Linked DNA regions of Homo sapiens: region 1 is linked to region 2. Evidence: chromatin contacts called from ENCODE Hi-C or POLR2A ChIA-PET data. All regions are on one chromosome and are shown on one strand. Each heading gives the region's core, a stretch centred on a gene start or an enhancer-like site at or near the end of the contact. The rest is flanking DNA. Distances are from core to core; before and after follow the strand shown.

Region 1 (6,424 bases), core at 2,359-4,858, 69 kb after region 2:
TTGTATTTTTAGTAGAGATAGGGTTTCACCATGTTGGCCAGGCTGGCTTACGAACTCCTGACCTCAGGTGATCAGCCCGCTTAGGCCTCCCAAAGTGCTAGGATTACAGGCGTGAGCCACCGCACTGGCCGTAATTTCTTTTCTCTTCCTTTCTCTGCTTCTTTCTTCTCTTCTTCTCTCCCTTCTTCCTTTCCTTCCGCCCTCCTTTCTTCCTTCTCTCCTTCTTTCTTTTCATGTATCTATTCAACAAACAAGTATTTAGAGCAGGAGTGTTCAATCTTTGGTTTCCTTGGGCCACATAGAAGAATTGTCTTGGGCCACACATAAAATACATGAACACTAACAATAGCTGATGGACTAAAACACATACACACAAATCTTATAATGTTTTAAGAAAGTTTACAAATTTGTGTTTGGCTGCATTCAAAGCCATCCTGGGCCACATGTGGCCCGTGGGCCTTGGGTTGGACAAGCTTGATTTAGAGCCTCCTTTATGCAACGCCAGGTGCTAGATGCTGGGGCTGCATGGTGAACAGAGGAAGGCCCCTGCCCCGGGAGACACAGCTTGATTCCCTTATGGTGTAGAACACATGAGCCATGAGGTCAGGAGCTGTGGGGTCTTGTTCACCACTGTACCCTCTACCCCTACCTAGCACAGCACATGGCAATAAGTACATGCTCAAAAATACTCTGAGTGAGTGAATACAAGTTGAGTGCTGCCACACTGATTAAAGGGTGCTCTTGAAGTCCCTCAGCTGGTAAATGCCACCCTGCAGACTGCCCAAGTTCCCCTCAGGAAAAACAGAACCAGTGTACATTCAGATCTTAAGAGTGGTCATCCGGAATACGTACCTTATGAAAAAGTAAGGATATTCAGGTTCAGTAATGATATACTTGGTTTGCAAATAACACACGTTCGTTTTCATGTTGCTAAAGACTCCTTGCTAGGAAACGAAACACTTGTAATTTAATATGCAATGTTCTCAAGAGTCTGAGGCCAAACCACCTCAAGCTGTGAATGCCTTGGCTCTGAAGAGCCAGTCAGGGTCAGGGCAGGGCAGCACTTGGCCTGATGCTCCTCCAGAATAAACCAAACAGCCACAGGAAGTGGTTTCTGTGATTCAGTAGGTGGCACACTTCCTTTTGAGTCAGAACTGAATCACAGCTGTGAGAGGCGAAAAATACCTATTTCTTTATCCCATACTTTTTCCCTATTCCCAGTGGTAAATTTATCACAGACTGTCATATAATGTATCCTGTTTAGTTCCGCGTATTTAAGCAAACAAAAAAAATTTGGCAAATCAACTACGGGGAGGCAAGAAAGGAGGGGAAAACACAGCCGACTGGAATTAATCCAAACGTCATTATGTCGTCACAGGGCCATATTCTCAGAGGTGATTGAAAGAATTGCCACAGTGATTTTGCTGGGGTCATTCAGGCCCCTGGTTCTCTCAACTGGAGTCTGACCCATTTCCAGTGAAAGCAGTTAGATCACACTTACATAAACTGTGTTGCTTCAAATGGGCCTGCCCTCCTCTTCACTCACTGACCCTGGCTTGCTTCTTGGCATGTCTGCTGGAAGGCCATTCTCTGTCTGTCCCAGGCATGGCCCTAGTTCAGCTGCGGGTGAAATTATCCTGTTCTGAATGTACTGAATGCTGCTGGCAATGCTGTAAATTGTTGTGAGGCTTAAGGAAAAACCCTGTAGATATCAACAAGTCATAAAAACAGGCGTATTTTCTCTTCGTCTCTTTCCCACTGTGTGTTTTATTCTTCAATATTAACAGTTCTGGGAATGTAAATGTATTTAACTATATTTTCCTCTGATGAACTAGATTTTAGTATATAATTTGTGGCTTCCTTCCATACCAATTTGTTCATATTGATAGCATGCTTCAGAACAAAGCTTCAGAGCTCAGGCTATACATCCTATAACACTCTTGGAAGACCAGTAACCAGACTGGAACCAGAAATCTTATTGCCATGTTAATATGTCATTTTCCTTCTGTGAAATATTCCAATAATGTAAAGAATGCAAGATTCAAAGTCACATAGACCCATGTACACGTTCAATCTACACCAAAGTTTGTGGAGCTGTGTGACCTTCAATAAGTCTCTTAACCTCTCTGAGCCATAATTTCCTCAGTCTGAAAAATGGGATGCTAACATAAGGCCAACATTACAGTGAGAACTAAATAAAACTTTTACATAGTGTCTAGGACAGCTCCTAGCTCATATTTAGTGTTTAAAATAAGCCTCTGATCTTTCTCTTTATTTACAATACCTTTTCATTGGGAGATGAGGACAGCATTTGGACACAACTGTACAGGCACGCTAAGTCTCATCCTTCCAAAGACGTCAGTCACATTCAGCCCCTTTAGCAGTTTCATCAACAGCATGTATAGCACATGTGATAGCAAACAGCAAGTTGGATTCCTTAATAAAGCAGTAAAGAAGGTCAGCCAGGATGTAGGCTTTAAAGCCAAGGCCAGCTCTTCTGGGCAGGACAGTTGTGGCTGATGTATGACAGCCAAATGTAATGAGAGTCCTCATTTGACATATTGAAGCGAGCACCTCAAGGATGGGCAGGGAAAAGAACCATCAGCAGTACTCACCACCAGAGCAGCAGTGAGTGCCCAGGTCAAACTGGACAAGGGCTGGCAGACAGGTGGAAATGTGAGTACATCGTTAGATTTGAAAAGGCCTTTGGCAGGGCACAGTGGCTCACGCCTGTAATCCCAGCATTTTGGAAGGCCAAGGCGGGTGAATCATGAGGTCAGGAGAACGAGACCATCCTGGCTAACACGGTGAAACCCCGTCTCTACTAAAAATGCAAAAAATTACCTGGGTGTGGTGGCGGGCGCCTGTAGTCCCAGCTACTCAGGAGGCTGAGGCAGGAGAATGGCGTGAACCCGGGAGGTGGAGCTTGCAGTGAACCGAGATCGCGCGCCACTGCACTCCAGCCTGGGCGACAGAGCGAAACTCTGTCTCAAAAAAAAAAAAAGAAAAGAAAAGCCCTTTTAAAATGTCCATCCTCCCATAACCCTTTGAAGCCTCCCACGTCCCCCCAGTTCCTCCCAAATGGCATATAAAAAGGGTGATGGCTTTTAGACAAAGGCAGTAGTACTCCCCAAACAGTTAAGGTCCAGAACATCATCTTGTATATACCTGTCTTAGAGCTATCACGTTGTGTACTGGAGTTTCCTGATTACATGACAGACTCCTCTGCTAGACAAACTCCTGAAGACAAGGAGGGGTTCTTATTCATCCTTTAGCCAAACCTTACCTGTAGCTCAGCATGTAGCCCATGGTAGATGCTGAACCAATTTTGTTAACGTGAGAGAAATACAAGAAAGCCAAGTCAGAAATACCATTGTTGCTGTTAGAAAACTTCAAAGAGGAATTTGTGGTCTCTGGTGCCAAGGTCCCATAAGAGTTCCAGCTGGGTGAGCTTCTTGTGAGGAAAGGAGCCAGAAGTCAGAACACATAGTGTGACAATATGAGAGAAAAGAGGATGAAAGCTGTTCTTAAATTGCACCTGTCTAAGGCAATCCGAGCTTGACACATGGTTTCTGGAGGTCTGGGCATTGTCTGAGTGGAGTGTTGATTGTATGTCTCCTGGAGCCTTCTGTTTAAATAACTGCCAGAGCAGGATGACTCAGCAGCCGGAGGATGAGATGCTCTTGATCTGCCGTCCTCTTTAAGTGACAAATCACATTGCCCTGGGTGTCTGTGGCAATCTCTGATATGACACACTCCTTCCTGCCAGCCCATCAACCAGGGTGGCAAGTCACAGTTACTAATCTGGAGACGGCTGAAAATTGCTGACAGGCAAGATCCCATGCTCCAAGTGTAGAGAATCATCTTTAAAATGAACTCTTGTCAATCTTGTCAATAGATTTTCTTTTTTTTTTTTCTTTTTTGAGATGGAGTCTCACTCTGTAGCCAGGCTGGAGTACAGTGGTGTGATCTTGGCTCACCGCAACCTCCACCTCCCGGGTTCAAGTGATGCTCCTGCCTCAGCCTCCCCTGGTAGCTGGGACTACAGGCGCATGCCACCACACCCAGCTAATTTTTGCATTTTTAGTAGAGACGGGGTTTCACCATGTTGCCCAGGCTGCTCCGGAACTCCTGACCTTAGGTGATCCGCCCACCTCAGCCTCCCAAAGTGCTGGGATTACAGGCGTGAGCTACCACGCCCAGCCTAGATTTTGTTACTGAGACTGAGTCTCACTCTGTTGCCCAGGCTGGAGTGCAATGGTGTGATCTTGGCTCAGTGCAACCTCTGCCTCCTGGGTTCAAGCAATTCTCTTGCTTCAGCTTCCTGAGTACCGGGGATTACAGACGCCTGCCACCACACCTGGCTATTTGTATTTTTAGTAGAAACGAAGTTTCGCCATGTTGGCCAGGCTGATCTCAAACTGCTGACCTCAAGTGATCCGCTCGCCTCGGCCTTCCAAAGTGCTGGGATTCTAGGCATGAGCCACGGCACTCAGCCTTGTTTCTGAAATGTAGAGACTGATTTTACATTTCTAGTCTGTCTCCATATCAAAGACTCCCTATTGTCTTCAGGATAAAGTCGAAATTCAATATCCTGACCATTAGGGTCCTATAGGAACTTATCTATACCTACCTTCCTAGCATAATAGAATCTTAACTTGTTTTGCTTTTTTTTCTACTTGATATCGGCTTACTTCTGTTTGTTTCTTTGTTTTTGTCCCTGGCAGATAAATGGTGACAGGACAAAGCTTTAAGAACGTGGCCTAGAGGCCAGGTGTGGTGGCTCACTCCTATAATCCCGGTACTTTGGGAGGCCGGAGCATGCAGATCACTTGAGATCAGGAGTTGGAGACCAGTCTGACCTAACATGGTGAAACCCTGTCTCTACAAAAAATCCAAAAAATCCAGATGTGTTGGTGCACTCCTATAATCCCAGCTACTCGGAGGCTGAGGCAGTAGAATCGCTTGAACCTGGGAGATGGAGGTTGCAGAGAGCCCAGATCACCCCACTGCACTCTAGCCTGGGTGATGGAGCGAGACTCCTTCTGAAAGGAGAAGAAGGGGAAGGGGAAGAGGAAAAAGGGGAAGGAGAAGAAGGGGAAAGGGAAGGGGGAAAAAAAGAAAAGAGAAAAGTGGCCTAGGAGGAAATCCTACCTAGTAGCTATTTCCTGAAAATTGCAGAAGTTACCATTATTAAAATTTAGTAGGCTGGGTATGGTGGCTCACACCTATAATCCTAGCACTTTGGGAGGCCGAGGTGGGAGGATCTCTTGAGCTCAGGAGTTTAAGACCAGCTCAGGCAAGAGTGACACCCCTGTCCTTACAAAAATATCAAAAAATTAGCTGGATATGGTGGCATGCACCTGTGTTCCCAGCTACATGGGAGGCTGAGGCTGGAAGATGACCTAAGCCCAGGAGATGGAGGCTGTGGTGAGCCATGATCATACCACTGCACTCCAGCCTGGGTGACAGAAAGAGACCCTGTCTCAATATAAGTAAATAAATAAATAAATATAAAATTTAGTAGCACAGTACTTTCATGTTGGTCATTAAAGAGCAGTATTCTCTAGATTTTTTTGTTTGACAAATGTTGGTCAACTTTCAAGTAGGGATTCAAGGATAGCTTAGATACGAGACTCAAAAACTATACCTATAGGAACAGAAAACTTAAATTTGTGATTTGGACTAGCTGCTCTGTGCTATGCCCGAAATAAGCTAAATAGGTTTCTAACTTTTTTGTTTGTTTGAGATGGAGTCTCGCTCTGTCACTCAGGCTGGAGTGCAGTGGCATGGTCTCGGCTCACTGCCTCCCAGGTTGAAGCGATTCTCCTGCCTCAGCCTCCTGAGTGGCTGGGATTACAGGTGCACACTGCCACACCTGGCTAATTTTTTATTCTTTTTGGTAGCGATGGGGTTTTACCATGTTGGCCAGGCTGGTCTCGAACTCCTGACCTCAAGTGATCCACTCGCCCAAAGTGCTGGGATTACAGGTATAAGCCACCACACCCAGCTGGTTTCTAACACACTTTTAAGCATTATAAATGCTTTAACTTGTCTGCAAGGGCTGATTCAAATTTCGGATTATGTTTTTGCAACCCCTGGTTCAGATCAAAGGAATGACAATCCACACTATCCATAACCCCACTATTCACCTCTACACCATCCTTCCTACTCACTGCAAACCGTTTTCTAACAGGAATTTCCTTGGCTACATAAGTATTGTCTCTGGCGAACAAGGACTTTGGGTCACACATTTTGTGTTTCCTCAGAGTTTAGTCCAGTGGGTCCTGTCCACACTGTGGTGCTTAACACTATTGACTTGATTTGACTTTGAAAGAGGAGCTCTCCACTTACCTCCAACCTTTGCAGATTCCACTCAAGGATAATTGTGAATTGTGGTTTTTTATTTACCCCCCAGAGTTTA
Region 2 (6,531 bases), core at 2,021-4,520:
ACCTCCACCTCCTAGGCTCAAGTGATCCTCCTACCTCAGCCTCCTAAGTAGCTGAGACCATAGGTGCATGCCACCATGCTCAGCTAATTTTTTGTATTTTTGGTAGAGATGGGGTTTCACCATGTTACCCAGGCTGATCTTGAACTCTTGAGCTCAAGCAACCCACCTGCCTCAGCCTCCCAAAGTGCTGGGATTAGATAGATAGCACACCTGGTGTCTATCTATTTCTAATTTGCTAGAAGTTGAATTTAAATCATGTATGAGTATTGAAATTATTAAAAGATATTTCTGCATCTTTTAAGATGATCAAATCATTTTTCTCTTTTATTCTGCAAGTGTGATGAATTACATTGGTTAATTTTCAAAAGTTAAGTCAATTTACATTTCTTTAATAAACCCCACTTGAATGTAATATATATGCTTACATGGTAGTGTTGTTTATTTTAATTCTACATGCATATTTGTCAAGAACTATGAAAGATATGAGATTTTACTCTACTTGCAAGCTAGCAAGTTAGCCTGCCATAATTTCAGGGATGCAGGCAGAAGCTACAACATTCCTGAGTCAAAGATAAAGGACATTATTACTCATGGCACAGGAAGAAGTGTAAGCTTTGTGTTTGTGTCAATTCTCCTCACCCCCCCGAAAAGCCCATTGGGGTGACACGGAGTGGTCCAGGTAGATACTAGGCACATAGTGCATTTGCATCATAACTGAGAAATCCTGAGCAGACAAACTTACTGTGCTTTGGAGAGAGACACTATCTCTACCCCAAAGCTCCTTGCTGTACAAACATTCATTAAAAATAGTCTGAAACAAAACTTTTAGTGCCTTTGCTCACAAATCATGCAGGGAGGCCTATAAAGAATTGTCTTCCAATAATATTTAAATTACACAAGATACGATGATTAGTATATTTAGTCAACTTCCATTTAGGTACGCCCGCATATTTACCTTTCTCATTGCTCTTCTTTCTTTCTTGAATAGTTGATCTTCCATTAGGAATGATTTTCCTTCTGCCAAAAGAAGTATTTTCTTTATTGTAGGTCTGCTAGAGATCAATTATATCAGTTTTTGCTTAAAAAACAAATGTCATTATTTCATCTTCATTATTGGAGGATATTTTCCCTGTGTATAAACTATAGGTTATCTTCTTTGGGTTCTTTGGAAATATCATCCCATTGTTTTCTGGCTTTCATTATTTCTTTTGAAAAGTACTATGTCAAATTGTTTTCCTTGAAAGTAATCTGTCTTTTCTCTTCTGGCTGCTTTTAAAATTTACCTTATTATTGTTATTTACATCAGTTTTACAATGATGAGCCTAGGTATGAATTTCTTTTTATTTATCCTTAGGAATTATTGAATATAGGCTTATTGTTCTTTATCAACTTTGGAAGATCCTTAGCCATTATTTTCTCAAATATTGTTTCTGTCCTATTTCACTCTCCTCTACTTCTTGGATTCCACATGTATATCATATTTTCTCACTGTAATCTCATCATTTCTCTCTTTTTTTTGTCTGCCATTAATTGTGATTTATGATTTTCTGCATATTTTCTTCTGTCCTACCATTCAGATCACAGATTCTCTCTTCAATTGTGTTTAATCTGCTGTTAAATCCATATATTTTGTTCTTAATTTTAGTTACTGCATTTGCAAATTCTAGCTTTTCTATTTGATCCCTTTTCAGTTTACCATGGTTTAATATTTTTAGCTCTCAGCTATAATTCCAAATCTTGTCTTTTATCTCTATGAATGTAAGAAAGCATAGCTTTTAAAATCAATGTTTGAGGACCCTAATTTTTGGAGTGTTTGCAAGACTGTTTTTAGTTATTTTTCATGAAGTTCTGTCTTCTTAGAGTCTTGGTTATTTTCTATTGTGCATCAGAACTTGTGTTTTAAAAATTATATGTTGACATAATTTGAGGTCTAGCATAATGTCAACTTTACCCAGGAAAAAGTTTGCATTTGGGACATTTGGGACCTCTAGCAATCTGGAAACACTTAAGATAATTTCAGTGATAAAAGTAATTTGGAACTGGGCTACAGTCTTTGAGAGAGCCAGTTGGCTTCTACTTCACCCTTATTCCTGGCTATAGTTCTTTGGAGTTACAACCTTATGTGCAAAGAGTTTGATAAGCTTCCACTTGGGAAGGACTTTTATACCCCAGATACCTTTTCTGGAATTTTCAAATGTCTCTAGGAGAAAAGCAGCCTCAATCATAAGGCACAAGGTCTCTTGATTTTTATTTTTTCCAAATCGTGAACTAATTATGCCCTACTTCTTTAGCTTTCAGATACCTTCAAATGGATTTTCCCCCATCTTTTCTATTAAAACTCAGTAGGAGGTTTGGTCTGAATTACTAGTTTGTCACTACTGGAAATGAACATCTCTATTACTTAGTTTTTGTTGCTGTTGTTGCTGTTGTTGTTTTTAATCTCCAGATACTAAATTCTGATGTATAGTTACTGTTGAAGAACATGGAGTGGAAACAAGCTGTCATGTAACATTCCTTGTCCCCCACCTAAGCCACATACACATACCACCACTATCACCACCACCACTACAACTGTAACAACAGATGTGATTACTCTTCAGGATTCTAGTCAAGGCATTCAGCAGCCGGGCCCATACGTCAGCAGTAAAAGTTGATTGAGACTGACAGGATTGGAATGGGAGGTGAAAAGGGGTGCCAAGGGAAGCAGAATAGACAGGAATTGGGTAATTTTCTGGGGCATGTGTTGGGTAAAGTGGTGGTTCCACACCTACAAACTTGTGCTGCTCTGCTAAGTTGTATCAGGAAAAAGGAAGAGAAACAAAAAACAGATGTACCTTTTCCTCTAGGAAGCTCAACTCCTCTATACGTAAAGTTGTTTCCCTGTAGTAGTTTAACTCCACCACTAGGTCTCCAAAGATGGTGATGTTCCTTGCCACTTGGCGTCATTGATAAAGAGACTAACAATTAGAATTAGAATTTCCTCATTCGGTGGAAAAATCCATGCTTAGCACCGTGTTATTTCAAGCTGCATGATAGAAAAATGATATTAACTAAACAAAAACAAAACAAAAAAAAGGTCAATACACTTTGCTTTTTAAATTCTTTCTGATGAGATATTAAACTCATATATGACCAAATTTCCAGCTTTCCATTTTAGGGACTGTCAATCAGGAGCAGCATTGAGGAGCTAAATGTGGTCATGTCTGCACTCCAAGCCTGCTAAAAATGTTTTAGCTTCCAAACAGACAGAGTGACTGTTTCGTCAGCATGCAGCTGAGGGGTGAATGAGGACAGCCAGGCTGGGTACACTGCCACAGTTGCCTGTGCATGTTCACCTCACATCATAGGTTTTCTTTTCCCCCAGTGCACTCCGTCTTTCCCTCCTTTCTGCTTAACAAGCACTCGTACATTTAAATTTAATTGTAACTTCTTTGTATATCTGTGTGTATACTTGGGTGTGTTTTATATCTCTTTTCTAGAGATAAAGTTTATTAAGGGTAGAGATTGTGTCTTCTTCCCTTATAATTAAAGTGATCTGACCACAATCATGTGGATTATGGAGCGGGGCTACGATGCAGTTAGTTAATCCCCTCAGCTAGACTGAACTGAATAATTTCACCATGTGCATGGAGAACTCTGTTAAGCTAGAGTTATCACTGAGCCGCAGACATTTATTGAGCACCTTCTATGTGTCTAGAACTATCCTAGATTATGGAGAAAAAACACAAAAAGACTCAATCTTTACTTCCAATGTGATCACACCCTAATTATGAGTATAACTGTGTTTTAGGGAATAAGGCGGTGTGATGAAGACCACAACCATATAAATAAGTAAAACCAACAACGATATTTGAAAACACATAGAAAACACAAGCAATTCTTTTTGGGGGACTCCAAAAAGACTTCTGAGAAAAGATTACATATAAACTTTTGGTGATTACAAGCCTAACATGAGGGCAAACAGTAATAAAGAACTCCAAGCACAGAGAACAAGACATGTACAGATTAAAAGGTGAGAGAGAGGACTATATGTTTGGGGGTTAGGCTAATGGGTTTCATGAAAAAAGCATAGAAGAACAGTAGGGGTCAGAGTTTTAATGCTTAACAAAATCTGTGGATATCTCCCAGAAATGTAAGTCCAGAAAATTCATCTTATTTCTGTCCTGATAATTCTCGAAGCATCACCATACTGGTTCCCAAACTAGCTCACAGCATGTCATTAACATAAAACAGCCTTGGAGCAAGGATGCTCAAGGAATCTGGGAATCAATTCTCCTGGTTTGAATCAGATTTGACATATTATAAATTCAACTGCAATAGATGGGTTATAAACTATTTCACTGATTTCTTACTCATTTTTTTCATTTCATTTCGCAAATTTACATTTTCTAAATCCATTAGAGTCCCTAGAGCCCTCCTTGGTGACAGAGATAATGCTATGTATTCACCAATTCCTTTTCCTCAGCACACAAGAAGACTATATTTCTTGACCTCCTATAAATTCATTTTTATTTTATTTTATTTATTTATTTATTTTATTTTTTTGAGACGGAGCCTCGCTCTGTCACCCAGGCTGGAGTGCAGTGGCACAATCTTGGCTCACTCCAACCTCCGCCTCCCAGGTTCAAGCTATTCTCGTGCCTCAGCCTCCTGAGTAGCTGGGACTACAGGTGTGCACCATCACACCCTACTAATTTTTGTAATTTTAGTAGAGACGAGGTTTCACCATGTTGCCCAGGCTGGTCTCGGATTCCTGACCTCAAGTGATCTGCCAGCCTCCATCTCCCAAAGTGCTGAGATTACAGGCATGAACCACCATGAACGGCCTCTTGGCCTCATATAAATTTGACTGGGGCAAAAATCTGGCAATAAAACATAAACAGAAGTGTTGCCTTGAAAACTTCCTTCTTAGTCCTACAATTCTTCCTACAGATACTTCTGTAATGCCTTTGAAAGCCAAATGTTCCAGGTACTGGAGCTCTGCAACGTAAGCACACAAAATACAAGACCACCGCTTGGAAGAGAATCTCTGGGAAGACCTGACTATTCCATAAAGAACTGTGATGTGAACAAGAACTAAACGTTGCTGTGTACGCCATTGAGATAGCTTACCATATCCCCACTGCCTGGAGTGGAGATGGGATGCAGCGGATTGAAATCTACAAATTCTAGGGGGTCTAAAGCTTCAGACTTAATGGTTTAGTACAAATGATAAAAGATAGGCCAGGTGTGGTGGCTCACATCTGTAATCCCAGCATTTTGGGAGGCCGAGGTGGGCAGATCAGGAGTTCAAGACCAGCCTAGCCAACATGGTGAAACCCCGTCTCTACTAAAAATACAAAAAACAGCCAGGGTGTGGTGGTGGGCACCTGTAATCCCAGCTACTTGGGAGGTTGAGGCAGGAGAATTGCTTGAACCTGGGAGACACAGGTTACAGTGAGCTGAGATCACCCCACTACACTCCAGCCTGGGCAACAGAGTGGGACTCTGTCTCAAAAAAAAAAAAAAAAAGATAAACATGAGGGCCTATTAACTATTGCAGTTCTTATTTGAGACCCTCCTCCAACCAGAAACAATTTTGTTCTCTTTAATGAGGCAACTAAGAAAAAGGAAAATAGTAAAGAAACTTGCTTTCCTTGGTCTTAATTATGGATGAGGGTGAGAGGTCTCTCTCGGTAATATGTAACCTCAAGTGGCCCTCAACCTGAACTTAGGGTCAGAATTTACACTCTCTGTATGGCTCAAAGTGCCCAAACTAAAAATTTACATTAAAATGGTTCTAGGTTGGCAGTGTTTCCAAGTGGTACTGATAGAAGAACTTGTAGATGTTTTAAATTTAGGTCGCAAAGAGCTTTCACAGATAAACTTCCAAGGAACAAGAGTACAGATTGGAAAAATCTCAAAACAACAACAAAAGAAGCCACGGAGAGCAAGAGAAACAAAAACAGAAAGAAAGCAGAATGGTAACAGAAGCAAATCTGCAAAGACATAGATTCTGAAATGATAATAAGCATGTCGAATGTGTTTAAAGAGGTTATTTTTGGCCAGGCACGGTGGCTTACGCCTGTAATCCTAGCACTTTGGAAAGCTGAGGCGGGCAGATCACAAGGTCAGGAGTTCGAGACCAGTCCCCGAACATGGTGAAACCCCGTCTCTACTAAAAATACGCAAAATTAGCCAGGCGTGGTGGTGCACACCTCTAGTTCCAGCTACTTAGGAGGCTGAGGCAGAAGAATCGCTTGAACCCAGGAGGCAGAGGTTGCAGTGAGATGAGATTGAGCCACTGCACTCCAGCCTGGGTGACAGAGCTAGACTTCCTCTAAAAAAATAAAAAAATAAAAAGTGGCTGATAATATTCTGGAATTGATAAAAGACACAAATCATCACATTCAGGAACATAAGAAACCCAATGCAAGGTAAACAAAACCTACACTTAAACCCATCCTAGCTAAACTGCAGAACACCAAGACAAACGAAAAGGAAGATTTGTCTACAAGGACAAAAAGGATGAGAAATTTGAATAGGAATCTG

What was found. Hi-C counts contacts between places; a loop is a spot of excess contacts on that map. ChIA-PET counts read pairs that join two places held with the same protein, here RNA polymerase II (POLR2A). Pooled maps may share reads with other maps.
Region 1: a map of heart right ventricle shows a loop between it and region 2 (15-fold over the local background). The contact joins the promoter of LUCAT1 here to the enhancer-like site in region 2. A Hi-C loop is called at or near these places in 3 of 168 maps with a recorded cell type or tissue (Right ventricle myocardium inferior, heart left ventricle and heart right ventricle) and 7 of 50 pooled maps. POLR2A ChIA-PET finds 5 or more read pairs at or near these places in 5 of 52 experiments (AG04449, Panc1, T-cell and 2 more).

Annotation. Positions count from the first base shown.
Region 1 is chr5:91,310,794-91,317,217 of GRCh38, forward strand. LUCAT1 (lung cancer associated transcript 1) reads right to left here and starts at 3,609. Exons shown (of 5, transcript NR_103548.1): 1 at 3,287-3,609; 2 at 2,845-2,984; 3 at 2,285-2,436. RefSeq lists enhancers at 483-1,682, 1,045-1,589, 3,034-4,233, 3,121-3,908.
Region 2 is chr5:91,241,986-91,248,516 of GRCh38, forward strand. LOC107986432 (a long non-coding RNA gene) reads right to left here. Exons shown (of 7, transcript XR_001742795.2): 2 at 2,835-3,025; 3 at 956-1,017. Among named protein-coding and RNA genes, the nearest start is that of LUCAT1, 69 kb to the right of the region's middle. Within about 2 kb of position 3,271, at least 2 of the 41 ENCODE cell types and tissues checked have a DNase peak (open chromatin) inside an H3K27ac peak, as active enhancers do.